Linked DNA regions of Homo sapiens: all the other regions are linked to region 4. Evidence: read pairs that join two places in POLR2A ChIA-PET (ENCODE). Cell type or tissue: MCF 10A. All regions are shown on one strand. Each heading gives the region's core, and the rest is flanking DNA. Links, peaks and the distances in the headings are about the cores only. Region 1 overlaps CASZ1 (castor zinc finger 1). Region 2 overlaps PEX14 (peroxisomal biogenesis factor 14). Region 3 overlaps CASZ1 (castor zinc finger 1). Region 4 has its middle 81 kb from the start of CIROZ.

The links. ChIA-PET counts read pairs that join two places held together with the same protein. Peaks named below come from ENCODE experiments on the same cell type or tissue, not always from the same donor. Only the 100,000 strongest peaks of a DNase experiment are listed, where the experiment ranks them.
Region 1: POLR2A ChIA-PET joins it to region 4 with 5 read pairs; 4 of 35 experiments call an interaction of 5 or more read pairs at or near these places.
Region 2: POLR2A ChIA-PET joins it to region 4 with 12 read pairs; 3 of 35 experiments call an interaction of 5 or more read pairs at or near these places.
Region 3: POLR2A ChIA-PET joins it to region 4 with 8 read pairs; 2 of 35 experiments call an interaction of 5 or more read pairs at or near these places.

Annotation. Positions count from the first base shown.
Region 1 is chr1:10,727,500-10,735,251 of GRCh38, reverse strand. All of the region lies in intron 2 of CASZ1 (castor zinc finger 1), which reads left to right. Among named protein-coding and RNA genes, the nearest start is that of CASZ1, 65 kb to the left of the region's middle. RefSeq lists enhancers at 1-203, 1-431, 6,074-6,870, 6,871-7,668 and a silencer at 1,145-1,194. In MCF 10A, for the core only: no CTCF peak of the experiment used is centred there; a DNase peak (open chromatin) is centred at 4,061.
Region 2 is chr1:10,504,666-10,512,417 of GRCh38, reverse strand. All of the region lies in intron 2 of PEX14 (peroxisomal biogenesis factor 14), which reads right to left. Among named protein-coding and RNA genes, the nearest start is that of PEX14, 34 kb to the right of the region's middle. RefSeq lists enhancers at 3,062-3,750, 4,925-4,984, 5,015-5,074. In MCF 10A, for the core only: a CTCF peak has its summit at 4,798; a DNase peak (open chromatin) is centred at 4,787.
Region 3 is chr1:10,631,342-10,639,093 of GRCh38, reverse strand. CASZ1 (castor zinc finger 1) reads left to right here. Exons shown (of 21, transcript NM_001079843.3): 21 at 1-2,490. The coding sequence ends at 152. Among named protein-coding and RNA genes, the nearest start is that of PEX14, 160 kb to the right of the region's middle. RefSeq lists enhancers at 3,172-4,134, 5,097-6,060. In MCF 10A, for the core only: no CTCF peak of the experiment used is centred there; DNase peaks (open chromatin) are centred at 2,953, 3,393 and 4,243.
Region 4 is chr1:10,896,776-10,904,527 of GRCh38, reverse strand. No RefSeq gene overlaps it. Among named protein-coding and RNA genes, the nearest start is that of CIROZ, 81 kb to the left of the region's middle. In MCF 10A, for the core only: no CTCF peak of the experiment used is centred there; DNase peaks (open chromatin) are centred at 2,947, 3,537, 4,087 and 4,457.

The DNA of each region.
Region 1 (7,752 bases), core at 1,756-5,755, 170 kb after region 4:
CACCACACTTGCATTGTTAATTTGAGATGTAATTAACCCGTCGCCATGACAACTAATTTTGTGATGCCGTAAATTACCGCCGTCTTTTCATCAAAATTCAGTTACTTTGGCTCCTGTGTGCAATGTACTGATGCAATTAGGTTGCTAAGGGCAACTCAAAAGTGTTCAATTTCTTTTGTGCAACTGCAATGGGGTAGAAGCTCCCTTGCGTCCTCCCAGGGTCCCGTTGGTCATGGGGCGGGGAGTTGAGAGTATGTGGCCGCCCTCAAGGGATGCCTCTGGAAAGCCGGACTGGGTGGGCCCTTGTGGCCCCCCACTTCTCTCTCTCCCACCCTCTTCTCTCCAGTAATTGTTTTTAAACAGTGACCCCTAGATGCATGCTCCTCAGATCCTCCGTGGCACCCCAGGGCAGGTGTAAAGGGCCCTCTCCTTAATGGCATGGACTGTGCCATACACCTTCCACCCCCAAACATTGTGGTGCTCCGGTTAGAGAAAGAGAGAAAACCACATTGCCTTTCTTCTCTCCTGGTGTCTAACTTGTTTATATAGATCTTCCCTTCTCCCTCTCTCTCTCTTTCTCTCTCTCTTTTTTTCTTTACTTAAAACAAAAACCCTCTGTGTTGCTTTTGTCACGTTAATTCCCATTTTGCCAACACCAGGGGCCCAGGCAGACGAGTTACCAAGGAACACAAAATTTTAATTAGTGTATTTTAATCATTCAGGCTTTCCGAGCTAATCCACATGCCCTAGAGAATTCCCGAGATGCAGCTCTGCCCTGCTTTACCATTTATTGTTGAGTCTATTATAATTACTGTTAGCAGGTGGGGACTGGGAGATGTTTATTATGAGTTTTTCATCTTTAGTATAATTACCGAAAAAAAACAAAATAAAAAGATGTCGTTGTATTTTGTTTCCTAGAATTTTTTTTTTTTCCAAGGGAGGGCACGGCCATGGGATTTTTTTTTTTTTTTTTCTTGCTTCTTCCCAGGCAGGTGACTTGGAGTTTCGGTGCTGGAAGACACACTCCTTGAGATCAGCATGAGTGGTGCTCAGTACTCCACAGGCTCAGGAAGGGGGGCGGCTGCCACCTCTGCCTGTCATCTGCTCGGGCAGGCCCTGGGGTTGTCCCCTCCCACCCATGTGTGCTGTTGTACTTTGAGAGAGCAGGGCTGGGGATGTACCAGCGCTCCTCCTGGGCTGGTGGCTCTGCCTGGTTGGGTCGGCCTGGGGGCCTGGCCAGGTGGACCTGTTAGGGGTGAGACTAGCACTTTCGCTAGTTATTAATGTAACAGTTAACATTTATTCACTGCTTAGTATGTGCCAAGTGCTGTGCCACGCCCTTTAGCTGCATTATTTCATGGACTCTCCTTCAGCAGCCCTGTGAGGCAGGTGCCAATATCACCTCTGATTTTATAGAAGAGGGGGCCAAGGCTGGGGATCCCAGAGCTAAGAAGTAGCAGGGAAGGATTCCAACCCAGCTGTGTCCCCAGAGTCCAGGCTGCCCAGTACTGACTACACTGTACTGGTTCCTCTGAGCTCATCTTCCAGGTCTTATCATAGATGCCACCTCCTCCCAAAAGCCTTCCAGGATTAGTGGAGACTGAGTTGGGCCTCTCTTCATATATTCCCACAGCTTTACAGTCTCAGTGCCCGTCCCTGAGTTATAGTTGCCCGGTAACTTCTCTGCTCACCTCTGAGAGCAGGGACCAGTGAGGGTGGAGCCCTTTTTGCCATTGTCCCTGAAGAGCCTCTAGCATTTAATGTGGTCCCTGATACAAAGCCAGCTCTTGGGAAGTGTGTGGGATGGACAGGCGTGCAGGTGGCCCTGGTAGGGTGCTGTACCATGAGCTTCCTCTCGGCAGTGGCGAGTGTCAGGGTCTCTGGACACAGAGGTTTAGCTGGTCGGACATGCCACTCTCAGCAGAGGCCACAGAGCCTGTGTGTCCCTGAGCTTCACATTCTTGGAGGAAGGATGATCTGGGGCCCCAGGTCAAGTTTGGGTCCTGTCCTGGGGACTCTGGGTGTGAAATGAAAACACACAGCCTTGTCTTTCACATCTAGTCCCCCGTGCTGGAGGCGACCCTGGGAAGCCTGGCCTGCCCTCTTTCTTTCCTTTCTCCTCTTTAAGATCAGTTTTCAAATGTCTTCCCCTCTCAGTGATGATTTTGAAGTTTCCCTGGAAAATTCCACATCTCTGCTCTAGAGCCAAGCCTGGGGCCGAGGACCATGGGCTTTCCCAGGCAGAACAGAGCAAGGTGAGCCAGAGCCCGCCTTTGCTCATTTCCAGCCTGGTTACCCCCAGGGACCAGTGGGGGAAGATAATTAACACGTCCCTGGGAAGGGGCCCAGGGCATCCTGTGAATTGCACACTGGTGGCAAGACTCCCTGTTCGGCTCTAAATTCTTAGGCACCCTCTCCACCAGCTCCTCCTTATGCCCTGATGGGGCAAGTGTGGCCCAGGGCAGTGTTACCTCACCTGGATCCCACGTCCCCTGCACTGCTGCTGCCACCATGGGAGCCAGACCCTTTTCAAGTCCAAGGCAGAAGGGGCCACCTCCCCGGGTGATTCTTTTACTACTTGTAGGACCATCTCCCCCTCCTCTGCCTCTGCATCCCAGGGTCACCATCCTGCCCGAGGTTGAATCTCTCACCTAGGATGTGATGTGTAATTCCCCTCAGATATCCTGGCAGCATCAGTGAAGCAGGCCCACACCACCTCTAAGGCCAGCTGTGGGCCAGAGAATCATCGCAGCTGAAGCCCTACTCCACTGCGTTCCACCACGTGTATTTTCTGCCCCTAGTTCCCCAAGACAGTGGTTCTCACACCTGTTGGTCTCAGTGACCCTTTATGATCTTAAAAAGTATTGGGGCTCTTAAAGTTTTGGTTTGTGTGGAATATATATATATATATTTTCTTTTTTTTTTTTTTTTGAGACGGAGTCTTGCTCTGTCACCCAGGCTGGAGTGCAGTTGCACTCGGCTCACTGCAACCTCTGCCTCCCGAGTTCAAGTGATTCTCCTGCCTCAGCCTCCCAAGTAGCTAGGACTACAGGCCTGTGCCACCACACCTGGCTAATTTTTATATTTTTAGTAGAGACTGAGTTTCACTACGTTGGCCAGGCTGGTCTCGAACTCCTGACTTCAGGTGACCCTCCCGCCTCACCCTCCCAAAGTGCTGGGATTACAGGCATGAGTCATCATGCCTGGCCTGCATGGATTATATATATGGATATTTAGCATATTAAGACATTAAAACTGAGAAATTTTAAAAATCATTATTTATTAATTCATTTAAAAAATAACAGCAATAAGTCCATGATGTGTTAACATAAAGAACATATTTTTGAGAATAACTGTATTTTCCAAAACAAAATTTTAGTGAGAAGAGTGGAGTTGCTTTACATTTTTTGGCAAGTTTCTTTCGCATAACCTTTCTGATAGGTTGTTTTGGTTGAAGTCTATGAAGAAAATCCAGCTGGAGACAGATGTGTAGTTGGCAAAGGCAGGAGTATCTCAAGGGCCTTTGCAGACTATCACAGACTCTCACAGGTTAGTTCCAAGGTGGAATCTGAAACCACATCAATGAACTTTGTGTACTGTTTCAGTAAACCCCACTGATCTATAAGCACTTCGTTTTGTTTTTCTGTGTGTGTTTTGTTTCTGTTTTTAAGTCAGGGTCTCTTTCTGTCACCCAGGCTGGAGTTCAGTGGCGCAATCAGAGCTCACTGCAGCCTCAACCTCCCAGGTCAAAGGATTCTCCCACCTCAGCCTCCCAAGTAGCTGGGAGCACAGGCGCATGCCACAATGCCTGGCTACTTTTTTTTTATTTTTAGTAGAGATAAGGTCTCACTGTGTTTCCCAGGCTGGTCGCAAACTCCTGAGCTCAAGTGATCCTCCTGCTTCGGCCTCCCAAAGTGCTGAGATTACAGGCATGAGCCACCACGCCCAGCTAAATTATTTATTTATTTATTTTGTAAAGATGGGATCTCACTATGTTGCTCAAGCTGCTCTATGAGCACTTTGAATGACTCATTCCCTGATGTGAGACTTTGTAACCTCACACATCAGTTATGTGGAAAATACTGGCTCACTGAGGAATGCAGGTCTTCAGAGTGTTGACACATTTCATTATATGATTTTTTTTTTTAGACGGAGTCTAGCTCTGTCGCCCAAGCTGGTGTGCAGTGGTGAAATGTTGGCTCACTGCAACTTCTGCCTCCCGGGTTCAAGTGATTCTCCCGCCTCAGCCTCCCAAGTAGCTGGGATTATAGGCACACGCCACCATGCCCGGTTAATTTTTGTATTTTTAGTAGAGATGGGGTTTCACTATGTTGTCCAGGCTGGTCTTGAACTCCTGACCTCATGATCCACCCACCTCAGCCTCCCAAAGTGCTAGGATTACAGGCATGAGCCACCATACCCAGCCTATATGATGTTTTTTAAAAATCACAGTCATTAGTATCATTACTGGTCTCATCAGAAAAGCTGTTAAGTATTAGGATGCCGTCAAGGTTGCAGTGGCAGATATAAGTTTTCCAAAAGTCTGATTTTCACTGGAAAGCTCAGATTTTATCATTGGCAACAAATATTGTCAGGTTTTTTTCCCCTGGAAGTGACAGGCCCACTTTGTCCACTTTTGAGAAAATAGCTGCCAAACACTCAAATCTGAAAAATCACAATTTGTCTGTCAGTCACTCTTTCAGGTAAAGATGGTGTTCCCTGGAGCAGGCAGCTGGTTCCACTCTCAGCTCAGTCACACGGGTCCATGTCCTTCAGACAGGCATTGGACTCGAAGGCCCTAGGCATGCTTCCCTTTCATCCTCCCCGAATATTCAAAGGATGCATACTCGAGGGTCAAGACTTCCTAAAAGTTAATCATATTTGCAGCTTCATCAAGGACATTTTAAAGTGAATATGGGGCCGGGCGCAGTGGCTCACACCTGTAATCCCAGCACTTTGGGAGGCCGAGGCGGGCAGATCACCTGAGGTGGTGGGCACCTGTAATTCCAGCTACTCGGGAGGCTGAGGCAGAAGAATTGCTTGAACCTGGGAGGCAGAGGTTGCAGCGACCCGAGATCACACCACTGCACTCCAGCCTGGGTGACAGAGCAAGATCCTGTCTGAAAAATAAATAAATAAATAAATAAAGTGAATATGGCTTGTAATCCCAGCACTTTGGGAGGCTAAGGCGAGTGGATCACTTGAGGCCAGGAGTTCGAGACCAGCCTGGCCAACATGGTGAAACCCCATCTCTACTAAAAATACAAAAATTAGCCAGTTGTGGTGGCACAGGCCTGTAGTCCCAGCTACTCTGGAGGCTAAGGCAGAGAATTGCTTAAACCTGGGAGGCGGAAGTTGCAGTGAGCTGAGATAGCACCGCTGCACTCCAGCCTGGGCGACAGAGCGAGACTCCATGTCAAAAATAAAAAAAAAAATAAAATAAAGTGAATATGGCTTTTCTCGAGCTGGAAGGGCGTGTGCTGAGGAACACATGCCTTCTCACACACTGCTGTGGTCTGTGCCGGGACGCCGGCAGTTCCGCTCACCCGCTGCCTTTGCGCTGTCAGCGTAATGTCCCCACGTTGAATAGGGCACGTAGAAACTGTGTTCCACTATGGGGACTTTATGGCCTCCTGAGAGGGTCTCGGGAAGAGGCCTGCGGACCACGCTTTGCGAACTGCTCCCCTAAGCCCCCCAGGGCTCTGGCACTTGGTTTCTGCCATCTGAAGGGGCTGAGTTCTTGGCCTGATGGTGGACTGCCACTCAGCAACTCCTCCTGGCTCCCTGGACTGTCCGGGACAGATGAGGAGCTGCGGTGGGAAAGATAGCTAAGGGGGTGGGGGAGTTCTCATGGGGTGGCCGGGGAGAGGGAGAGGAGCCACCTGGGCCCGGCTGCCCCGCAGTGCCAGCCTGTGAATGTGTGCATGCTCCTGGCCCACAGCTAGAAGAGCCTGGTCCTCCTCCCCCAGGAAGCCCCCCTGCAGCCGTCTTGCTTCCCATTAGCGCCAGCGCAGGCCTGTCTTGGGCCCTCTGGCCTCCCGCCCTGCAGCGGCCTAGTTTCCCATTGGCCACCTGCCTTCAACGCCGAGGGCCTGGGGGGCAGGAGCCGCAGGCCGGCCGCCCCCTCCTCCCCACCCCTTCCCTCTCCTCCCCACTCCCCTTCCCCCAGCTGCCTCCCAACCGCCTCCCCCAGCATGGCAGCCTGTCCAAGACAGGGTTTTGTCCCCTCGGTCCGGGCACCGTGAGAGTGACAGAAAATAGCTGTCCGGAGAGTGGGGGGGGAAGGCCTCTTGTTTTCACCTCTCAGGGGCTGGTTTTCCCAACTTTCCCATCCCAGCTCCTGTGGAACAAAGGGCCTGCGGCCCCCGTGTGCTGGGCCCGGCCCAGCGAGGGGACTCACCAGCAACTCTTTATTGAGTCTTCAAGCGCCGGCCAGGCACTCCATTAAAAAGCCATTCCCCTTTGTGCAGCCCGGCCCCCAGCTGTCCCCCCTCTCATGTGACGGTCGGTCACAGTTGTAAAACAACAACACACAGAGTTGGCAACTAACGAGGCTTTTTTTCAAGCCGGGGTCTCCATGGCAACCCCCGTCAATCACCCCTCAGGAGCGCTTTAACCTGACCAAGAGGGGGAAATAAAAAATAAAATAATAATAATTAAAAAAAGAAGCCAAGAAAGAAAGAGTTGGAAAGAGAGCAAGAGGCCAGTAGACAGCTGGGGAGAGAAACAATTCAGAAAGTTTCTGGGGTTTGCGCCCTCGATTGGAACACAAATGAAAATTTAACCAGTGGGACAGGATTGTCCTGGTGACCGGAGGGGAAGGACGTTCATTTTCATTTTTAGATAGTTTGCACATTGCACCTAGTTTTACAAAAGCTTCTGACCTTTTCCCGTGGTCCATAAAATGATGGTGCGTGGTTGTCTGTGGGCACAGAGGGGGCGGGAGGGTGGTCCCATGGGCCCTTAGAGTAAATGGATGGTCCCAGGGGCCCAAACCCAGAGGTGCCCAGTTGATGGCCTCAGGCCAGTGGGAAGAGCCATTCAGAGCTTGGCTAGAGTCCAGCAGGGTGTCTGAGTCCTCCCGTGTGCGGCCTGGTGCCAATGGGGATAGCCCACAGTATGTGGCAGGCATGGTGCCAAGGGGACACTGGAAGGCCCCATACCCAGTGCCATGTGGGGAAGGAGCAGACCTACCACCGCGATGTGTTGACGGGGAGCCCGGAGCATAGGCGGTGGTAGGACCCCTCGTTCTTCACGTGCTGCTGTGCCAGCAGATGCCCAGTTTCTGGGCACGTGGCATCGCGCCCGGGGTTAGTTCAACCTTCCACGTGTTGGCATGGTGCCGGGGCATGGCAAGCCTGAGTTCTCCCCCCAGCTCACCCCCAACACTCATACATGCTGTCTGGCCACTAGCCAGGGGCTCCACAGGTTCCCAGGTCGGCACAGTCTGGGCAAGGGCTGAGGGCAGCCCTGGCAGCTGCTGCCTGGCCTTCCTCAGCCTCTGATCAGGAACGAGGTGAAGGCCAGCTTCTCAGCTCCACTTTTGCTTCCTAGCACCCTGAACCCTAGGGTGCAGACACTTTTTCTTCCTGGACATGGTGGGAAGGCAGAAGTTCCTATTGTAACTCCTGGCACCTTGGGAAAGGGGTTTTCTCATTCTTGGAGTCTAGGAACCTGGCTTGGGGGCTATGGGGACCAAGGAAGAGAGTCCTTCAGGACAGAACCGTAAAAGCTTCCCAACTTTCAGAGGGT
Region 2 (7,752 bases), core at 2,445-6,444, 390 kb after region 4:
TCCACAGAAGTCTCTGTTTCCCTGGCCAGGTGTTTCAACACCCAGCAATGCTCATGTCATCAATCAGGTGACTTAGTCAAGTGCCACAGTGTTGGGTATCAGAAAAAAAGATCCAGAAAGTCCTGGTCTGAGAGCTCTAGTCCTTAAAAATTTAGACTTGGGCCAGGCACGGTGGCTCACGTCTGTAATCTCAGCACTTTGGGAGGCCGAGGAGGGCAGATCACGAGGTCAGGAGGTCGAGACCATCCTGGCTAACATGGTGAAACCCTGTCTCTACTAAAAATACCAAAATTAGCCGAGCGTGGGGGCAGGCGCCTGTAGTCCCAGTTATTCGGGAAGCTGAGGCAGGAGAATGGCGTAAACCCGGGAGGCGGAGCGTGCAGTGAGCCAAGATTATGCCACTGCACTCCAGCCTGGGTGACAGAGCAAGACTCCGTCTCAAAAAATATATATATTTAGACTCAACACCCCACCTAAGCCATAAGACTGAGCAGAAATTCTAGTATGTGACACCTCTGGAGAGAAACAGGTTAACACAATCAAGCCTCTCTTCTGGCAATACACGTGTTGATGAGGTCCTGCAGTCCACAGAAGACTTGGAAGTCAAAGAGGTCACAGGTCCCAGAGACCACAGAAGTCAGAGGTCCCACGGGCCACAGAGGTCAGAGATCTCACAGGCCACAGAAGTCAGAGGTCTCACAGTCCATGGAATTCAGAGGTCCCTGGGTCCACAGAAGTCACAGTCCCACGGTCTATGGAAGTCAGAGGCCCCACAATCCACAGAAGTCATAAATTCTAGAGTCCACAGAAGTCAGGAGTCCATAGTCCACAGATGTCAGGGGTCCCTCCATCTCTAGAAGTTATAGGTCCTACAGTTCATGGCAGACTTTCCTAGGAAAATTTAAACTCTGATGTGCATGGTCATTTCCATTTCTAAACCCTACACAAAAATCTGAGGGGAGACACGCTCAATCAGATAGCATTAAAGCTGGAAAGAACGCACCATGATGTTAGCAAAAACCACTTCAACTACTCATGCCATTAGAGTCATCAAAGGGGGGAGGCAGGAAGGAAGGGAGGGACAGAGAAAGAGACAGTAATGAAAGAGAAAATAAGTCTGAAAAGAAAGGAGAAAATAGAAATATAAAAGATTAGAAAAAACAGGAGATAACAAAATAAAAAAGACAAAAACCTCACTTTGGCATTTACAGTTTAAAGCTGTCAGGGCATTTTATGAAATGACAGTTGCAATAAAACAAATAGAATGGTGAGTCATCTGGGTTCCAACTTCTGAGTCAAAAGGGGCTGTTTCTAGACAAACCAGCAGCTCTGCTGCCTGCACATTTAACGATGCCTATCGGTGCACCACAGCTACGGAACAGGATGTGGAGAACGAGGAGGTGGGAGTGAGCATTGTCTTTACTGGTCCCAGTGTCATTGCAAATAAAGACTGTCAAGATTTAAACCATAATAATGGAAAGGCTATAAAGGTCTCAGTTATAATGTTTCCTCTGATGTTCCCTTTCATAAAATGGCCTCTTTATGTTGCTTGCGTAGCAGTCATCCACTGAACATCGGCATATGTGTGGCCCAGTGGGAATGTTGCACCCTAAGTTCCTAGCAGGACGCCAGGCAGCAACTGTGCAATCCAACTCCTTGGCTCATCATCTCCATCGCACATAAGTGAGCACACACACTCACTCATTCCACAAATATGTATGAGTGCCTATTTTCTGCCAGGAGCTGAGCAATACGGTATATGCCCAACCCATACAGGGCTTAGCAAAGTGCCTAGGTGCCAAACAGCCAGGAAACACACATGCAAAATATATACGGCCATACAACACAGGGACTCCTTTCCTACTTTGGCACCTAAAAGTCTTACATAAGTGCCTGGCAGCCTAGCAGGAAATGGGACTTTTCCTTCTCCATGCCAGAGCAAAGTAGATAAGCTGGAACACAAATCAGATAAATGCTCAAAAAGGGGGCTTAATATGGTGCCCACAAAGACTTGCCTTTACTTGGACACACCAGACAAAAATGCACAGAAACCTGCTGTTTCAACAGAATTATTTATCTGCAGCCTGCCATCTAACCATTCTAGGCACCAGGGAACCTCAAAGGAAAATACAAACAAAACCTCTGCAAATTAATACTTTGTAGACATGCCAAGGAGGCATGAACTAAGAAAGACACCAGCAGCACGTGTAGGGATGAAATGAGGCTGAAACCTGTAAACCAGGGAGCCGTGTGATGCAATTAGAGATGCCAAAGTCCAAAATTAGGAAAGGATCGATCTAGTCAAGCCCAACTTGGTGGCAGGTAGAGAATAACTCACATTTCTAGGTGGGCAGCCTGTGCCAACCACAAACCATCCCTGGGCTGCCTTCCCTGCTGATCTATAATTGGTGGGTCAGTGATGGAGCTACCAATTATCTTGAGGCCCCCTGTATTTAGTTCACAGACAAAGGGAAGCAGGAGAGACCAGTTAGTAATGAGTAAGTAATGGCCACGAAAATACATTGTATTATACAAAGCTGCTTCGGCAGGAAAAGCCATTTGGAAAATAAAGCGTAAAAGAATAAAATAAGCTGGAGAAACTCAATTTTCTCCTCCCTTCCTCCCAAAGCCACACTTAGGATAAAATGAGGTTTGTGCAGGTTAATCCTTAAGAGGTAAGAAAAAAATGATTAAATACATTTAAAAAATCAATTGTACATTAAACCAAATCCAGGAACTGCAAAAACAAACACGGCAGCGTTCCTCCAGCCGGCATTAGCTCTGCCAGTCTGGTCAGTAGGGGATACCCCCACCTGATGGAGCCCGCTGAGGTCACAGAAGACAAGCAGAGAGGAAGGGGAGAGAACCAGGGCTGGGGAGTGGGATGGGACCACAGATCTGGATTTCACTGGAACTGAAGTTATTTCTAGATATTATAAAGAAATAAAATGCCTTACAAATGGGGCTCTGGGGACCAGGCTGAATTCTTCAAAAATCCAATAGAAATAATAATAATGAGAATCATTTGATAAACAGAAATTATAAACCACCTTACTGTCAAATGATGTGCCACTATTTCTCGTTATTTCTTCTGTTTATTAACAAATTCTATTAACTGCCATTTTTCAGACAACAGAGAGCTGGAGAGGTGAGGTTAAGAGGCATGCCTTTGCCGGGCGCGGTGGCTCACGCCTGTAATCCCAACACTTTGGGAGGCCGAGGCAGGCGGATCATGAGGTCAGGAGATTGAGACCATCCTGGCTGACATGGTGAAACCCCATCTCTACTAACAACAAAAAAAAATTACAAAAAAATTAGCCGGACGTGGCGGCGGGCGCCTGTAGTCCCAGCTACTCGGGAGGCTGAGGCAGGAGAATGGCGTGAACCTAGGAGGCGGTGTTTGCAGTGAGCCGAGATCGCACCACTGCACTCTAGCCTGGGCGACAGAGCGAGACTCCGTCTCAAAAAAAAAAAGGAGGCATGCCTTTGTCTTTCAGGAATGCCACTCTCTGCAGTGGAGCTGGATGGAAACTCCCACCCTTCCCCAGTACCCTGGGATCTTCAGATGAAAGCCTGAAAGAATGCAAAGCCACAAGAAAGTGGCCCTAGGTCACCCGCTCCTCCCTCAGTGGAGTCAAGGCTGAGAATTCTTAGCTAATCCTAAATAAACCTCACATGGCTGAAATGTCACGGCCAATTTGCTTCCCCGTGTGGACTGCAACCATCTGGTTCTGCCTGCAACCAGCCTTTCTCCTCCTGGGCACCTGCCTCAGCCACACAGCTGGAAGATCTGGCAGGCAGGAGCATTCAGAGGGCACAGTAGGAGGTGCACTTCTGGGGGGGAGGGAGCTGGGACTCACTCTGACAAGGCACAAGTTGCCCATATGTCAGTCTTGGGCCCCCAATCTAAAAATCTGGCACATCCAAGGCCGGGCGCGGCAGCTCACGCCTGTAACCCCAGCACTTTGGGAGGCCGAGGTCAGGAGATCGAGACCATCCTGGCTAACACAGTGAAACCCCGTCTCTACTAAAAATACAAAAAAATTAGCAGGGCATGGTGGCGGGCGCCTGTAGTCCCAGCTACTCGGGAGGCTGAGGCAGGAGAATGGCATGAATCCGGGAGGCGGAGCTTGCAGACAGCCGAGATCGCACCACTGTACTCCAGCCTGGGTGACAGAGCGAGACTCCGTCTCAAAAAAAAAACAAAAACAAAAAACAAAAAAATGGCACATCTGCAATGTTCCCCTTCATGTGTTTCTGAAATAAGTCATTTAGAATTGAAGAGAAACCTCTGTAAGACTAGTTTGGATAGGGGGAGGGAGTGGGGTTGGGGGGAAATGCTGACAGGAAGAACAGGTAATCAACCATATGACAGTGGTATTCCCAACAGAATTAAAGACACGTGCCCATGGGGGAAAGTTTCAAAACCTCTAAACATTATTTGAGTGGGTTATCAATGTCTAGCTCTTGGCAACAAGTAAGATCTGACAGAAAGATTTTACTCTCTTAAAGACATCTCTATTCTCTTATCTTCAAAGCAGGTGAACTTTGCTGCCTTAACTCTGACAATGAGGAATTTGTGGATGTTGATAGAAACACAGATAAAGGATTTACCTGAGGGGGCAGAGAAAGTAGAAATAAAAGATCCTGGATATTGTATTTTCTTTACTTATGCGGATTCCAGTGACTCCCTGGAGACCTGCAGGCACCACTTTAAGAGCTGGAGTCCAGAGCAAATTGCTCAATTGTCCAACCTTCTCCCCGCCAGCAAGAGACAGAACAACAAGCGGCTGCTGCCCCCTAGAAGCTACCAGGGGCATAGCACCTTGCTATATAGACATCACATGAAAAGATCCTATTATCTCCTCTCCATCCCATAACCTGTCATTAGTGAGGTACATGGGTGCAGACGCCTCCTCTGAGCACAAGGAGGCACACATCACCTGTGATAAATTAATAGGCGCCTTTTCAACAGCTAAGATGCACACAAAAGACTCCAACCACGGAGAGCACACTAAGGCAGCAGCCTCAGAAAGGAGGTACAGAATCACCAGGCAGCACTGAGCATCGGCTGAAGATACGTTTGTGCAGCGGGCGCCCCGCACGCACGCTAGTGTGCCTGACAGCGCGGTCCACACCGCACCCATACCTGCTCTCCCCGTCTGCACAGGTTCAGCAGCATGGACACCAGCTTTCAATCCCAGTCCTGCCACTTCTTAGCTGTAGGAACTTGAATGCTCTGGGCTCAGTCTCCTCACTGCAAAATGAGTAATTCTCACAAATTTGTTGGAATCAAACAAAGTAACCAAAATAAAGACACCAACAGCGAGACCAAAATAAAGACACCAACAGCGAGGCCAGAATATTACAGAGTAGAAGCCCTCCTGGCCTATGTGATCGGAGCTAGTAATTGTTCGGTTAATCAAAAAATCAGTTAAAGCAGGGAATCAAAAATGGAACCTGCTCCACATACTGAAAACATTTTCTATTAACTGAAAACCTATAAACATTCAGTCACTGCTGATCTTTTGATGTAAAGCCAAGCCCTTTGCTTTGAGTGTGGGCCCACAGACTGAAGTTCCCAGACGTCTTTCTTGCATAAACCCTACCCATAACACAGCCTCCACAATTTCTAAAGCAAAGTAAGAACTTCAAGACATCAGTAAAGCAATCAAAGTACAGAATCCTTCTAGATGTTTATGATCTTCCTCTAATGTTTAACTGTCATCTCGCTCACACCTAATTTGACAGCAATGTTTTTAGCAATTCACATTTAGCAAAGCATTTAACTTAGTTTTCATAAAACTTTCTTTTCACATTTCTTTTTATAGAACACATTATAGCCAGGCGTGGTGGCTCACGCCTGTAATCCCAGAACTTTGGGAGGCCGAGGCGGGCGGATCACCTGAGGTCGCAAGTTCAAGACCAGCCTGACCAACATACAGAAACCTCGTCTCTAAAAATACAAAAAATTAGCCGGGCATGGCGGCGCATGCCTGTAATCCCAGCTACTCAGGAGGCTGAGACAGGAGAATCACTTGAACCTGGGAGGCAGAGGTTGCAGTGAGCAAGATCATGCCATTGCACTCCAGCCTGGGCAGCAACAAGAGCGAAACTCCATCTCAAAAAAACACACAAAAAAAGAACACATTATATTTGCAGAACCCTCTCTTCACACTCTTAGTTCACCTGTTGACATCATGTTTAATACAAGGACACAGGTTTAGGGACAAACTAGCTCCTGGGGTACAGATGAGTGTGGGAGAGACTGGCTGAGGACCTGCCTTGTTCAGAGCACCAAGAGCCTGGTGAGTACGTTCCATGGGACCCAAACAGCAAGTTGGTCAGACAGGGATGCCAAATGCAAGCTCTTGACACAGTTTTAAAAATATGTTCTTATTGATACCCCTGCTTCATTTCACAAAAGACTCTAAACGACTCTCAAAAGTACACATAAGCCTGTAATCCCAGCACTTTGGGAGGCTGAGGCGGGCAGATCACTTGAGGCCAGGAGTTCAAGACCAGCCTGGCCAACATGGCAAAACCCTGTCTTTACTAAAAATACAAAGATTAGCTGGGCATGGTGGCACACACCTGTGATCCCAGCTACTCAGGAAGCTGAGGCACAAGAATCACTTGAACCCGGGAGGCGGAGGTTGTAGTGAACCATGATCATGCCACTGCACTCCAGCCTGGGCAACGGAGCAAGACTCCGTCTCAAAAAAAAAAAAAATACACACAAGCTGGGCCGGGTGGCTCACACCTGTAATCTTGGCACTCTGGGAGGCTAAAGAGAAGGTTCACTTGAGCCCAGGAGACTGTGACCAGCCTGGCCAACACGGTGGGACCCTGTCTCTATAAAAATTTAAATAAAATTTAAATAAAATAAAAATTTCAAAGTACACACAAGACAACAAGATACAGCAAAGGAAAAGTATGGTAAAGGGGGGGAAAAAAGATTGTGTTTTGTTTTTGAGACAGGTCTCGCTCTGTCACCCAGACTCACTGTAATCACAATCTCCTGGGTTGATGCAATCCTCCTGCCTCAGCCTCCAGAGTAGCTGGGACTACAGGCTCGAGCCACATGTCCCACTAATTTTTGCATTTTTTATAGAGATGGCACCTCGTCACGTTGCCCAGGCTGATCTCAAAACTCCTGGGCTCAAGCAATTCTCTTGCCTCAGCCTCGCAAGGTGCTGGGATTACAGGTGTGAGCCACCATACCTAGCCTAAAAGATGTTTAATACCTGTTCTTTATTCTCCTTCTCCATCAAAATCCACTGTCGGTAAATGCTAGTTAAATGAAACCATTTATAGAAATAATCATTGGCCAGGTATGGTGGCTCATGCCTGTAATTCCAACACTTTGGGAGGGAGGCCAAGGTGGGCAAATCACTTGAGGTCAGGAGTTTTGAGACCAGCCTGGCCAACATGTTGAAACTCCGTCTCTACTAAAAATACAAAAACTTAGCTGGGTGTGGTGGCGCACACCTGTAATCTCAGCTACTGAGGAGGAGGCAGGAGAACAGCTTGACCCTGGGAGGCGGAGGTTGCAGTGAGCCAAGATGGCACCACTGCACTCCAGCCTGGTTGACAGAGTGAAACAAAAAGAGGAGAGGGGAGGGGAGGGGAGGGAAGGAAAGAAGAGAAAAGGAAAAGGAAAGAAAGAAAATAAAGAAAGGAAAGGAAAGGAAAGGAAAAGGAAAAGGAATCAATCAACTTGTGTGCTTGATTGTCAGCAACTCCTTGCTA
Region 3 (7,752 bases), core at 900-4,899, 260 kb after region 4:
ACGACGACGAGGACCTGCGCACCGACTCGGAGGAGTCGCTGCCCGAGGCGGCGGCGGAGGCGGCGGGCGCGGGCGCGCGGACCCCGGCCTTGGCGGCGCTGGCGGCCCTGGGCGCCCCCGGCCCCGCGCCCACTGCAGCCTCCTCGCCCTAGCGGCGCCCGCGGGTGGCCCTGGCGGCGGCCTCGGCCTCGGCCTCGGGAGCGGCGCCGCCCCGCGCGAAGCGGCCCCTGGGCAGAGCCCCGCGCCCCGCCGGTGCTTCCGGACCCCGAGTCCGTCTCAGGACAGAGGCGGGGACCCCTCTGGTGCTCCGCGGCCGAGGACACAGGCGGCGGCGGTGGCCCTGCTCTAGGGAGGCCGGGTCTCTTCAGGGAAACAGAAGGTGCTCTTGTCCCGGGGTAGGGAACCTAGGAGCAGGGGTCCCGGGCGAATGCGGCGCAGCTCCCGGCCGCTGCCCCGGCGCCCCTCCCCGCGGCCGATTCGGCCCCGCGACCATTGCTCAGGACTGGGACGGGCGCTGGGGGCCACCGGGACCCCCACCGCGCGCCACCAGGGCGGGGTGGCTCCTGGAGCCGCTGGCGGGGCCTCCCTCATGCAGCTAGGATCCTCCCCCCTGCCCAGGGGGAGACGGGCAGAAGGCAGTCAGCACGGGTGACACTACAGGGACCGTGGAGGAAGCCTCACGGGAGTAGCAGCCGCGGAGCTCCAGCTCAGCCCCACCCCAGGGCCCGGCTGCTCCCCCAGGCCTGGGTCGGGTCTGTTTGGCGACTCCCTGGCCCCAGCCTCCGCCCCAGGGAAACCGAGGCTGCGTCCAAAACCCAGAGTAGCCCGCTGGGGGCCGGGGCGGGGTCTCGGCCACCCTGGTGGTGCAAACAGGAAGGATGCGCCTGGTTTTGGCTTTAATGTTCAAAATGGAAAAAAATACAAGAAAGTTGTACAGTATTTTTCCTGTAAAGGTTATTATTCTACATAGAACAAAAAGGAAGAAAGCAGGCGTGGTGAGAGTGCAGACCCGCCTGGGCCCGGCCTGAGGTTGGAGGCTCAGTCCCGTTTATCCTGTGGGATTTGGTCCAGGGTTTTTGTAGAGGCCTTAACTGTTTGAGGCTGTCTGTCTTCACAATAGCACTGATGGGAGCTGCGTGATTCCAACTCTTAACTTGAATTTTGTAGAGACAAGAAAAAAGGACTATTACTGTTGATCCAAGTTTGTAGTTAATTTAACATTTGAGTTCTCTCTTGGTGATGCGTGTGGCTTTATAGGGCTTTTTTTTTTTTCCAGTTTGTTTTATTACTTTGTTTGGGATGCTTCTTCGCTGGTGCAGTCTACCCAGATTGGGTTCCCTTTGCAAAACATCCCCCTTCCTGGAGATGATGATGCCATCGAAGCCCGGGCCAGGGCCTGACCTGGCAGGCACACACCTGGCCAGTGGCTCTGAGGTCCCCGGGGACCGAGTCCCCTGCGAGGGCAGGCTGCCCGAGGCCACACCTGCCCACCTTCCCTACTCCAGGCCACCAGCTGGTGTCAGATTGGGCCACCGGGAGAGAACAGGCCTAGGAGGGAATGGAAGGCTGGCGGGGAGGCTGTCATCCAGAAGCCTCCTCCCCAGAGGTCTCCAGGAGGAACCTGGCTCAACTGGGGGGCAGTGGTTTACTTTTCCCTTTTTTCTTCCTTTCTTTTGTCCTCTCAGCTGCCCACAGCCAGAAAGCCAGGACCACCCGAACTGGACAGGGAGCAGGGAGGGAGGAGTGGTCGCACGGAGCGTACCTGATTCAACAGGAAATCAGTTATTTTCTAAAACAGCCCCTACCAGAGCCTCCTGAACTCTGTGGGCACCACGTGCTGCTGTGAGCATCTGCCCAGACAGTGACCCGCCACAGGCCCCGGGCGTCTGTGGAAGGAGTTTTGTAAAGGAAAAAAAAACACACACACACAAACATTTTTTCAATGTAGCAAAATCAAACTTAAAAAAAAAAAAGAAGAAAAGAAGAAGATGCCGACAGTGCGGAGTCTAGCCTTTTGTAAACTTCATATTGCACACTAGGACTATAAGCCATTGCTAGCTCATTTTGAATTTTAACGTGTAATTTTTGTTTTATTTTCTTTCTGTGGGGAAACAATGCTTGATCCACCAATGCTCTTTTTAATGTTTTATAACTATGTATGTGTATATATATAAATATCAAATAATATGTATGCACATATGTGTGTGTATATATCTATATGTATATACATATATAGATATATAGAGATATATAGAGAGGTTTTGAGACAAAAAAAATACAGAACGTGAAACCCGAGCTGAACAGCGTGTGCTCTGATTACTTGAATCTGGTCTCCTCGGCACCTGGTTATTAAGAACTGAATATTTTTCCACTTGAATTTAGTGCTATTAGAAATTTAATATATGTGTTTTATTTATTTGATTTTTTTTTTTTTTTTTGCATGACTGATGCAAGGTTTGACATTTTCACTCAATAAAAACTGGAAAAAAATCTATCAAGTTATCTTTTATTCTTAAAATCGCCCCCAATCGGCTGGCCATGACCCAGCTACACCGGTGGGGTGACGGGAGGAGTTGGGCACCCTTCGACCCTGGCAGGAAAAGCGGGGAACAGACCAGTTTTGTCCCCGGGCTGCTGGGGACAGAGGTAGGGGGCTCATTCCTGGCCTGGCCAGAAGGGTAGCCTCCTCCCCAGCCCTGCTTGAAGCCCCCACTTGGGGCTCAGGAGCCATCTTTGGGCAGAGCCATTTGACACCAAGGCCTGGGTCGTCGGACAAAGGCCCTGCAGCCTCCCAGGACCCCCACCCCAGCCAACCCTCTCCTCTCCTGGGCTGCTGGGCCGGCGTTGGCAGGGCCACCCTCCTGCCTCCTCCCTCGGCTCCTTCCTCCTTCCTGCAGGGACCTGCCCGGGCTGGGAACGGCGCGTACCCGGATCCAATCCGGATGCTGGCGCGACTCCTGCCTGGAGCACAGGGTGGCAGAGCCAGAAGGGGCCGATAATTCCTGGGTCCGTAGCCACCAGCCCAGAGCCTGAGCTGCCAGCCCTGGTGGCACCGTGGTTGGCTCCCTCGGAAGCACAGTGGCCGGAGTGTCCACCAGACCTAGCCTGGAGTACAGGCCTCCCAGGCGCTCCGAGAGTTTGTCTTGACACTTCCAACTGATGGCCGGCTCCTCACGACACCACATCGTGAGAATCACCTTGGCAGCCCCTCCCTGAGCTGGACTCCAGGTGGCCGGAGCTTCCTGGGACCTTGGGGAGGGGATGTGTGCGGGATCTGCCACATTCTTCCACGCTGAGGAGTCTTACCGGCTCATCACACCCCAGCCACAGGGATGTCACAACCACTTGCCCGATGAGGAAACAGGCAGACTTGGGGGCTGGAGAGGTTCGGTTATCGCAGCACGCTTCTCCCTCACTGAGCCTGGCACCAGCCGGCCAGGCACCAGGCACCAGGGACCAGGGACGGCAGGGGAGTGGCCTCAGCCCACAGCGCCCAGGCCTGTGTCATTTCCCACCGCAGAAGTGCGTCTCCAGCCCAGCCCCGGCGCGCGGGCACTCCCTTTCTTCTTTCCTCCTGGAATGCAGCCCACAGGCTATTTACATAAATATGTTTGTAACAGACATGAAAATATATACTTTTTTCTGTCTTATTAAAATGTTCAAGTTGGAACTCGCCTATTGTTTGCGGATATCTTGATTCTGTTAAATAAAACAGTGACTAATTTATGGGATAAAACACAAGTTCAACAAATTAAAACCATTATTGGAGCTTCCCAGGCCCTGGTGGGCCTCCCGTGGGGCCTGAAGCGAGGCAGGGAGCCAAGCCCTGAGCAGCCGGTGGGTGGGTGGTGCAGCCACAGAGCTCCCTCTAGGCTCCGGCACAGTGGGCAGCTCTCTGGGGCAGCACTGACTCCTGGGGCCCAGGGGAGGGAGAATGGGGACTCAGGGTGGTTTGCTGACCTTGGCCAGACCCCAAAACTGCCCCCTGGTCTTCTGGGCCTGGATGGACCACACCCAGGGTCAACCAACCTCACGACAAGCAGGGCCCCGAGTCCAGCCCAAGGAAGGGGAACGGGGACTCGGGGACCTCTCAGAGGCATCTCAAGGCCTCAGGACGCTGCACCCAGGCCAGCCCATGATGCCACATCCCAGGCCCCGCCCCAGAGGGTGGAGAGAAGCTCGTACCCCCACCAGGCATGTGTTGCCCACTCTGAGACCGCCCCCAAGAGCCGGGAGGGGGCCTGCAGCTGCGGGTTGGGATGGGCCCAGGTCCCACGGCACTCCCTGTGGCTTGTTGGACTCAGTAGGAAATGCAGTAAAGCATGCTTTCCTTCTGGGATTTAATTAGCTGTGGTGTGTGATGCTCCTACACCCAAACTGGGGCAAATTCAAGTGTTTTGCAACCTCCTGGAAAGGGCCAGAACCCGCCGCACAGGCTCAGGGCTGAGCTCAGGGGCCTGCCCACCTCCCACGGACCTGGCCCAGCAGGGGCGCCACCAGCAACCTGAGTCACCCGTGGGCGCCGGGCCTTGGCGCTCACGAAGCGGCCTTGCCCCAGCCTGGACATGGCGACAGGCAGCCCCCTTTCTGGGCAGCATACCAGGCCACTGGGCAAAGGCCAGCTGCCCATCCACTGTCACGGGAGGTGGCCCTGGCCCCACAGGTAGCGTTGGTCTAGGACCAGGGCTGGCAGCAGTGCCCTCTGAAGGGCTGGAATCCCAGAGCCTTGTCTGAGAATGAAGCAGCCAGGCCCCGGCCATCCTTGCTGGGAGGTGCCTCCGCACCCTCTGGGGCAGGTCAGGGAGGAATCGGCAGCTCCCAGGGGGCCCACAGCCAGCGCTGGAGCAGCTGGACCCAGTGGCTTGGCCTCCAGTAAGCCCCATGCCCCACACCACTGGAAGGAGGCAGGGATCCCCAAGAAAGAACCTCGCTGCCCGGAGCCTCCCTGAGGCTGGCTCCTCCCCCTGGGGCTATAACGCATCTGGATGCCAAGTGTCATGGTGGTGTTTAAAGCCATGACCCTGTCGCTTGAAAGAAGGTCCTTCCAGTATCTGTCGTGGAGCAAGGAAAGGTTTCAGGCATCTTTCTGATGAACATATCATGTATCTCATTTCTTCTTCTAGGAGAACACAAACTATAAAGTGCTCAATGAAAGTAAATTATTAAGGTTTATTCATGATTCAGGTAGTCATCCCTCAATGCCAGGCGAGATTTCAGACCCGTTTTGCATTAAAGAGAGTGCCAAGGCTGTGGTCTGAGCTGTGGCCTGCAATGGGCACGTGTTGGAGGAGGACATGGGGACCTCTTGAAAAGGGCCCACTGGGCCCTGCGTGAGTGTGAGGGTGCCACACACATGTGCACGCACATGCATGTCAGCATGTGCCAGCTCGGGCGTGGCTCCCCCTGGCCAGGCGGTGGCCAGTCCCTAGGTGGGAAGCCCCTGTACACAGCAAAGGAGCAGGAGGAGGAAGAGCGGCCAGGCCCTCCAGGTCTACCTGGGTGCTACACCTCAGGAGCGCACCTCACCTGAGGCTGGAGCTCCCACCTGCATGCAGGTCTCACTGGCGCCTCCGTGCCTGCCCTGTCTGGAGGCTCTGACCTCTTCTTTTGGTGCCTTGGCAGAAACCAGTTTAAACAAAAGACAAATTAAGTCAACTCCTGGGGACAGAGATGTCTGGCCATTGAAGAATGGCCCCTGCTTGCCCTCCCCTTCCCTCCTGGGGTCTGGGGCAGGGACAGGGTGGTCACCTGGAGAGGGAGGGGTCTGGGGCAAGGCCGGAGACCCAGCGCCTCCATGCTCCTGGCTGGGCCGCCAGGAGGGCAGAAGCGAAACCTTCTAGAAAACTCTTCCACCTGTACCTGGGTGTGAGGGCCCCGAAAGATGAACACAGCTTGCTCAGATGCGTTTATTAAAAACAAAGAAAGAGGGAAAGAGACTCTGTGGGCACACAGGGAGCCGATGGGCAGGTGGCAGGTTCTCGCATCTCTGTCCCCTTCTATGTGGATTGGCTTTGCTACACATCCCACCTGTGGGTACAAACTCAGCAGCCCCTTCCCCTGACCCAGGCGCTCCCTGTCCCAGCCAGGGTCCTGGGATGGGACTGGCTCTGGGAGCCTTGGCTTTTGAAGGACTTGGCAGCCCCAGGCGGGCGGAGACCCTACCATCCCCCGAAGGCAACTCCCCCGCCTCCTGGCCTGTCCTGCGAGTCGCAAACACCAAGGGAGGTCCCCTGTCCTTCCCAAAGTAGATGCCCCTGCCCAAGGCAGAACCAGCGAGTTACCGGAGGAGCCGGGACAGACCCCGGGGACCGAGGGAGCTGGTCCGGGGTGAGGTCAGGGCAGCTGTCCCCCGGCCTCCAAGCATGGGGCTAGTTCTTTCCTAAAAGACACTTTATAAAAATACATTGTAATTGAGTTTAATAATCTTCTCCCTTCCAGAAAGGGCCTGACAGGCGCTGCCTGCTGCTTACTTCTGCCCCATTCCGAATATTTTTACCTTATTTGGATGAAATGCATTATTTTTCTAATGAAAGGCTTTTTTTTTTCAAAGGGCTGTTTTCCCTGGTCCAGCAGCTGGCTTTATTAGGCAGCACTCCTGCCGTTTTGGGGAGGGGTTTTTCTCTCCCTGAAATCACGCCAGACTCTGTCCTCAAAAGCCGAATTCGGTGCTCAGGACCCACAGGGGCAAAAGGCCTCCGGGCCCAGGTTTCTGTCCGTTTCTCCTCCACGCTTGAGCCTCAGGGATGTGCCAGCCCACTGACCCCCAGGATGGAGAGTGCTTGCCCTGTGAGGTCTCCATTGCCCCCACCCCAGGGATAGTGAAGCCCCAGGGAATCCCTTTCTTGGTGGCCCCAGCTCTCCAGGGAGAAATGGAGCCGGGAAGCTGGCACTTCACTTCCACAGCACCAACCCCACAGCCCTGGCTTCCCTTCCTTCCCAGGGTATCTGCCCTCTGGTCTCCCTTTCTAGTCCCACTGGAGGAGGGACCTCTGAGAAGTTACAGACAATGGCCACCAGGCAGCAAATGACAGGGGGCGGGGACTCCTCAGGAACCGATCCGTCCAGATGCAGGCCTGTGACCCAGCAGGTCTGAGGGTGGGACACAGGCAGTCACTGTCCCCAGAGCCAGGCCGAGGCCTGGCCCACCTGTCTGCCCACCGCAGCTCCCAGACACTGGGACTCCTGGGGTCCTGGTAGGCAGGACCCCCTCGTCCAGGTGAGGGTGGCAGCCCCTGGGAATTGAGACACCTGCTTCTTCAGGGACAGCAAGGAGGCCAGGGAAAAAGGAGAACAAGCCATAGTGTGACACTGAACTGGGCTCCGCTCGTCCCTGGGGAACACGTAGCTGGAAACAGGAAATGCAGGAGTGTCCTTCCAGGTGACAAGCATGAAAGACACAACCCGCAGGCCAGAAACCAGATTGGGGCTGGACCCTCCAGCAGGTGGGTTCAGCCTGCTCCCGGTGACCCTCCAGTGGGTGGGTGCAGCCCAGTACTGGGGACCCTCCAGTGGGTAGGGGCAGACCTGCTCCCAGGGACCCTCCAGTGGGTGGGGGTGGACCTGCTCCAGGGGTCCCTCCAGCAGGTGGAGGCAGCCGGGTCCCAGGGACTCTTGAGTGAGCGGGGGCGGCCCGGGCCTGGAAACCCGTCACTTTAGCAGGACCTGTGTTCCCAGCATTAAGAAGGGTTTGCTGCAGGGGCCAAAAGCGAAACATCTGAGACAAAACAGCCCCAACACCAAGTCTCTGAGCCC
Region 4 (7,752 bases), core at 1,564-5,563:
AGGGGACAGTGTTGGGATTTGAACCCAGCTCATTCTAGAGCCAGTGTTCTCTTTGCCTGGCTCCATGCCTCGCTTGGAAGGTGCAGTTGGAGGTGGGGACAATGTTGCCTCTGAGCCTTGGCTTCTGGCCTGCTCCAGAGTGCAGTTCAGCTGTTCACATCGTAGGAGATGGGACCAACATCTGCCCATACAGGGAAGGGTCAGGGACTCAGCAGGGTTGGCTTCTGGAAAACCGTTTGGCCTCCAGACACTGGGGACTGGGGCTGCGGCAGAGGGAGTGGGGTCACTGACATGGATGCAGAGCTGTTCCTCTAGCCCTGCTGCCAAGGAAAACCTGAGTGTTGGACGACTGTGAGGATGCCCCTGGGGCCGCCCTGGAACAAATGGGGCAGGCAGCTGGCAGGAGCTGACGCCTGGCCTTCTGGGCAAGGCTTTCCACATTGGGCAAAAATGCCGGGACAGGACAGGGGCTCTACCTGGGGAGGGGAGGGCCACCAGAGGGGCTGGCTCCCCAGCTGTTTCATGCGCAAGGACAGCAGTAGGGGCCCAGCCATTCCAGGGATGTGGTCAGGTGTATAATGAGCAGAAGACAGCACCCGGCTTAGCACACTGTCACGGGGAGGAAATGACACAATGAGTGCCCGCCTAGCACGGTGCTGGCACACAAGGAGCTGTGATTACAGTGGCCCATCTGGGCCCAGCCTCAGGCTCCAGACCTCCAGTGAAGGGTGTTTTGTATTTTTTTCCTTCTGGCCTGCACTGCCTTGGTCCCTTTGGGTGGGTTTGGGGCTGTGGAGCTTTGGGCACCTTGGAACCTGGACTCTGACTGGGGGAAAGCGAGGCCCCCATCCCATCAGCTGGCTTTGCAACAGGGACACCCATGGGACTGTGTCAGCAGGCAGCAGGTTGCCTATCCCCAGACCAAGGGGGAGGCAGTTGAGGGGGCATGAAGGGCCCGAGTGCCAGACTTCATGGCTCAGCCTCCCCAGCAGCCCAGAGCTTCCTGTGTCCTGCTAAGGCCACTACTCATTCATTCGCTCATTCAGCAAATGCCTACTCCATACCAGACCCTGTTCTAGGCACAGAGATACACCAGTGAACAAAACACTATTTTCGGCTGGGGGCGGTGGCTCATGCCTGTAATCCCAGCACTTTGGGAGGCTGAGGTGGGAGGATCACTTGAGGCCAGGAGTTTGAGACCAGCCTGGCCAACATAGCAAAACCCTGTCTCTATTAAAAATGCAAAAATTAGCCAGGTGTGGTGGCTCACGCTTGTAATCCCAGCTATTTGGGAGGCTGAGGCGGGAAGATTGCTTGAACCTGGGAGGCAGAGGTTGCAGTGAACCGAGATCACGCTACTGCACTCCAGCCTGGGTGACAGAGTGAGATCCCGTCTCAGAAAAACAAACAAACAACAACAAAAAAACAAAAAACAAAACAAAACAAAAAGCCACTACTTTCAACAGAGGACAGAACCTCTGTCTCTTGCTCTGAACCCCCGGCCTCAGTTTCCTCACCTGTGATAAGAGGATTCACATGACCCATTTCATCTCCTGCCTAAATTGTTTCAATCTCGGAGGTGAAGGGGCACGGTGAACATAGTTCTTTTTCCCGGGAATGGGCCTGACAAGACACTCATGGATAGAATTCTTTTCTTCTGTCTGCCACTCTTCAAGGCTGTGGTTCCCAGATGGTGAGGGCAGGAACAGAGATGAAACAGAGTAAAATTTGGGAAAGTGGGAGCCACTGTGAGCCCTTGAGCCACAGTGGAGGCCTATCTGGGCTTCTGTGTTCCCAAAGTCCTGGGGAACGCGAGCTCTTTGAGAAGGGGGAGGGACAGGTGGGAGGGAGCCCAGCTGAGACCTCCAGGTAATTCCCGCACCCCAGATCCCCGTCCCCCCAGCCCGGTTGTGGGCCTGATTAGAGTTGGGATGGGAAGGAATGCATTTCCTTTGCCTTCATGGAAGCTACTGGCTGCCAGAAGGCACAGCCCAGAGCCTGAGACCTGTGGGACCCCCGTCTTCTGGACAGAAAGAGTTGCCAGGAAGAGAGAGTGCAGAGCTTGGGCAAGGTGTGGGCAGACGGCAGTCCTGGGTCCCGGGGTAGCCGCCCAGCCCCACAGACAGGATGTAGTAGGGAGAGCCAGAGCCTGCAAGGAGTCTCTTCACCTCCCACCCCTGCAATCCACTTCCCCTAAGATTGTCTCCCAGACTTCCCCCTCAGGAACCTCTCTGAGCTTTTAGATCCCTGGACCCCTCTCCAGTTCCCCTCCAGCCCACGCACTTGCGCCTACCTTCCCTTTTCCTGCAGGCCTCAATTTGCTCATCTGTCCAGTGGAGCTGCTCTAGCAGCATTCCTCCCACAGGGCTGTTGGGAGAACCTGAGGGATGGGAAGACAGGCCTGGGGAGCTGGAATTGGGGGAGAGCTCCTATTTGGGATCCTCAAGAGCCCCCGAAGGAGTCAGGTTCTGAGGCTGCTGACAGACCACTGGGGACACCCGCCATGCCCCGGTCCTCAGGCACGGAAGGGAGGGCCGGTGCCTCCTGAAGCCCTGTCACTCTGGATCCAGGGCCTGTTTTTTTCTGGAAAACAAGCGACATTCATCACGAGTGACAGCCAGGCCCTAATGCAATCTCGGCTGGAGCCATGAATTGCAAATGCGCCACAGGGAGGAGGCTGCTCCATCAGGGCCCCCAGGGAAGCCACATGCCTGGGCCCCAGGGGTGCTGGTCAGCGGTGGGGACACCTCACAGACCCGGCAGGGTCCAGGGCTCCCACAAGTCAACCTGGGCCAGACCCCACCACCTCGGGGTCCTTGGGTTCTCGGAGTGGGGTGGGGACCAGGCTCCAGCGTGGGCAGAAGCGGGAGGCGGTTCCTGGTGACTCAGAACTTGCTTTTGTCCCTCTGTGAGATTCACAGGGAAAAAACAAAGCACCGGGCAATTAACCGGAGCAAGTCGGGTGAGTGGGGAGGGACAGGCAGGCCCAGAGGCCCCCACTCTGACACCTCACCCACCTGGCAATTGGGAGGGCCCCACCCCGGGGTCAGGAGCACTCACGTGACCAGGGTGCCAGGGCCCCTGGGGGGCGGGGCCTGAGCTCTGCCCCTCACCCCAAATGGGCCCTGCCCCCTCACCCTCATCTGGCCTCCTTCCAGCTACCCACACACGTATGCCCTCTCCCTGCCGCCTCATCCTCCCATGCCTAGGGGCTCCGCTCCTTTCCAGGACCAGTGCCACTTCCACACTTGTGTGCCCGGAACTTCCGGCTCTGCACACACGTCTGTGCCGCTGCCCCCCACTCCCCAGCGTGTGCCCGGGCCTCACGTGTGTGCCCAACTTGCTGCCAGCCCAGCACTGAGTCAGGGCGTGCCTGCCCGCCTCTGGCACCCGGAGTAGACGAGTAGACGGGTGGGTTTGTTTTTCCCTGTGTGTTTTGGGTTCAGGAAAAAAAAATCCACAAACGAGCTCTCCCTAAGGCGCTTTTCCCTTCATTTTTCTGCCCAGGTGTCTCTAAAGGGAACTTCATTGTCTGTTTCAAATTCATTTGCACTTAACTCATCTAGAAGTTTTGCAAGAGCTGTTTGAAGTCCAAGGAGCCCTGAGCACCCTCTCCACCTCTCCCCACCCTTGTAATGAGCCCTTTAACCCTTAGAGACCCAGAGCTGCCTCTGGGCCTGAGTCAAAGGCTCTGCTGTCCCCTCCCCTCCTGCGCGTGGGAGCGAGCTTAGGACTGGGTAGGAGGCGGGAGTGGCATGGGGTGGGTGAGGCTCTGTCCAGCTTGCCCCCTCCTCTGGAACACACACCTACCTGGGCATCTCTCAGTGCCCCCCTCCACAGTGGCCTCAGGCTCCACTGGGTGCAGGGCCCAGCTGTTGGGGCTTTGAGCCTCCCCTACTAATTAATGGGTGCCTGCAAGGGCTGACCCAATCAGCCCCCAAATTAATCTCAATTATAGCGATTTGGTAACTGCAGCGCTAGCCAGCCTGATTGAGCCGGGATTTCATCACCTGAGAATGGTGAGCCGGAACCCAGACAGCTCAGCCTCGATGTTATTGGCAGGGGGCGGAATTGTGGGCGGGGGGAGCTGGGTGGGGCTCTGGGGCCCCGGGCAGCCCAGCCTTTATCACCACCATCAAATTATTTCATGCCAGCTAATACTCACATTGGCAGCCCGGCCTGCCATCCCCGCCACACACACCCCCGTCCCAGGTACTGGGGAAGGTGGAGGAGGCTCTGGGTGGATCTCGGGCTGCCTCTCCAGGTCCCCTGAGCTCACAGCCTGGAGGGGAGGCTGCTGAGCCCAGTGGAGCCCAGAGAGGTTAGGCTCTGGAACTCCAAAGTTGGGCAAAGGTCCACGCTCTAGACCCCGAGATCCAGCTGGGCTGCCTCCCCCAGGACTGCGAGGCCGGGAGGCAGACGTGGGCAGATGACTCTGGTGCGCTGGCAGTTCCCTGCGGTTTCCAAAGCCCTTTCCCATCCAGTAGCACTGGTTTGCTCCCTGCAACATCCCCACGGGGCAGGGCAGGGCTATTAACTCCATTTTACAGAGGGGGAGGTGGAGGCCCAGGGAAGAGGCAGGGCTTGCTCAACGTGTCAGTACAGGAGCCAGGGCTCTACCAGGCCGCAGGACTCCCAGTGCAGTGCTCTTCCCACGAGAACACATCAACTGGGAGATGTTCTCCTGCCCCCAACTTCAGCACCCCCACATCCCCATCACACACCCAGCGCCTCCTCTTCCTCCTCCTCCTCCCTGCGCTCTAACTGCCCCAACGTGTTGCCATTTGCTCATTCATTCAGGCAGCCCGACTTCTCCAAGACTCAGTTTCCTCATCTGCAAAATGGGGTGAAAATCATTACATCTGCTCCCCCACTGACCCCCCACAGGACCCTTCCTTCCTTCCTTCCTTTCTTCCTTCCTCCCTCCCTTCCTCCCTTTCTCTCTCTCTCTCTTTGAGACAGTCTTGCTCTTGTCACCCAGACCGGAGTGCAGTGATGCGATCTCAGTTCACTGCAACCTCTGCCTCCCGGATTCAGGGGATTCTCCTACCTCAGCCTCCTGAGTAGCTGTGATTACAGGCGTGTGCCATCGCGCATGGCTAATTTTTGTATTTTTAGTAGAGACAGGGTTTCACCATGTTGGCAAGTCTCATCTCAAAGTCCTGACCTCAAGTGATCCGCCCCCTCAGCCTCCCAAAGTGCTGGGATTACAGGTATGAGCCACCGCGCCCGGCCCCCTACAGGGTATTTTCTATGTCCTAAAGCCTTCTTTGAGTGTGAGGCTTCAATTATTGTTTTTACGAAGAGTCATGGTGGCAGCAGAGGGTACCAGAGACCTGGCAGCTCCTGGTCTGTTCCCCAGCCATGGGGCATGTTCATGTGGACAGAAGGAGAGCGGGAGGGCCGCCTCCCTGGGGTCAGGCAATGGCTCTCTATGGTGGAATCCAGGCAGCCGAGGCCAATTGAGGGAGGAAGTCTTTGGGACCCTTGCTCATCACCCTGGCCCACCCCCACCGCCAGTCAAGACCCCTGCATCATAACATTCCAGCTCCTGGAGGACTGTGAAGTCTTTGGTCACCTCCCCCTGAACCCACGAATGAATGAATCAGGTCATACATCCTGTGGAAGAGATGGAAGAGACACTTAACACAGCTCAAGCTACTTCCACACGCCCTCCTGCTACTTCCTTCCACCCTGGCCTCTGGGGGGCTCCTCTGTCTCCAAGGCCCTGTCTGCTGCACCCTTGGCAGTAGCCCCGGGGTAACTCCCACCACCCCGCCCTCTCAGCCCTGGGCCTGGTTGGCCAGCTGGGAAGGGGTCCAGAGGTCAGGATGGGATTCTCTCGGTAGTGCTTTGCCAGGCCCCCAGCATCACCAGTGAGCCGGGGCAGCACTCAAGAGCTGTCACCCTGCAAGGGAGCCAGGGCCCTGCGAGGCCTCCTGCCGGCCCCCACTTCCCGCAAACAGTGGCAGGATGATTGATTTTGCGGGAAGAGCAGCCCCAAGGGTGGGGGCGGGGAGCCGGGGCGCCAGGGGATCCTCACTCCATTTGCTTGTGGCTGTGAGTCAAGGCCAGGTCCCTCTGGGCAGGGTGTGAGGTGTTCCCCGCTGTGCCTGCTGTGGGAGGGCAGGGAGGGCCTTATGGGGCTTTCCTACAGCAGGTCCAGGGCCCTGGGGTCTGACAGCCCTTGAGGGGGCCCTCTGACCCCTGGGACTCCTGGTCACCCCGTTAGAGGATGTGGCTGGTGTGGCTCACCCCAGGGAACATGAGTCCTCCCTCACTTAGTCTGAATTCTGCAGCTGGGCTGGGGATGCGGAAGGGCAGGGAGAGGCTGTATCCTGGGCTGAGCTGGCCCCAGTCTGCCTGGGACTCCTGCCCTACGGCCAGGCCTGCCGAACTCCCTCGGGACCTGAGGGGGAAGGAGGGAGCTCTGAGCCATTCGAGAGTCATGGGTACATATGCCCAAAGACAGACAGACAGACACACACACACACACACACACACACACTCGCCAGGATTCACAGGTCTCAGGGTCAGGTCCTCAAGGCCTCATACCCACAAACATGAGCACCTCACACAGGGCCATGGTGTCCTGGAAACGCGCTAATATGAGTGGACTCCAAGCAAACCCCGCTCCATGCGGCTGCCCCAGCAGTGGACACAAAGACAGCGACACCTTCAACAACAGGGAAGGAGGGTTTTCTTGTCTCCTGTTCCTATTGGAGAGACAGGCAAACTGAAACCCAAGAAGAGAAAATGATTCAGACCCTGGGTGAGTTGGCAGCAGTGAGCAAGTCCCAAGAGGTCACCTGGATTCAGGATGCTCCGGAAAAACAGGCCAGAGCCCTCTCCGTTTGTCACATTTTTCCCCAAGCTTTTGGGCCTGGCACAGGTGCGTGTGTAGTGGTGGTGGAGGCGTGGGGGGTGGGGAAGCAGCTTTTTCTAGCATTGCCCGAGAAGGGGATGACTTCCGCCTGGATTGAGAATCATGGAGGACTTCTTGGAGGAAGGGATGGCAGGTGTTCTTCATGAGGGAGGAGGAGGAGGCAAGCAGGAATTTGGGGGCGGGACCCTGGGAAAGTTTGGGGAAGCTGGGTGTCTTGACTTGGGTGAAGGGAGGGAGGCAGCCTCCAGGAGCAGAGGGCAGCTTGAAGGGGGTCGTGGGGGTGGGTTTCCCAGTGAAATGCTTGTGGTGTGTCTGCAGTGTGTCCAGGCTGCGCCCAGTGCTACATGAGACCCAGGGGAAGTCCCCACAACCAGCCTCGCCTCCAGGGACCTTGCAAGTCAGCTGGGAGGACAGAATACCCCCCTAGTCATGCAGAAAAACATCCAAATACCATAATGAAATCATGATGAGGGGCACCAGTAACCACCCAACCCAAGCTCAGTCAATGCCACTGGAGCTCAAGAGAGTGAGGGAGGCTCAGGCTGCCGGGGAGGGTTGGGTGGGGGTCAGTGCAGAGGAAGGACACCCCAGGTGGGCAGAGGCTTGCAGAGGGGACCCAAAGAGACTGATGCAGGCCCGCATTCCAGATTCTGTCTGGGGAAACCTGGAGAGACCCCAGCAGCCCTCAGAGGCCCACCAGTACAGATGGCATCCAAGCACCCCCAGCCCCACTGGGTACCCAGGATTCACCACGAGCTGCTCTGTTTCCTTTCCCGCCACATCCAGGAAACGCTGTTGACTGAGCCATGATAGGTGCGACTGTAAAGGCTCTGAGAAGGCCTGTGGAGGTGAAACTGCTTGGTCTC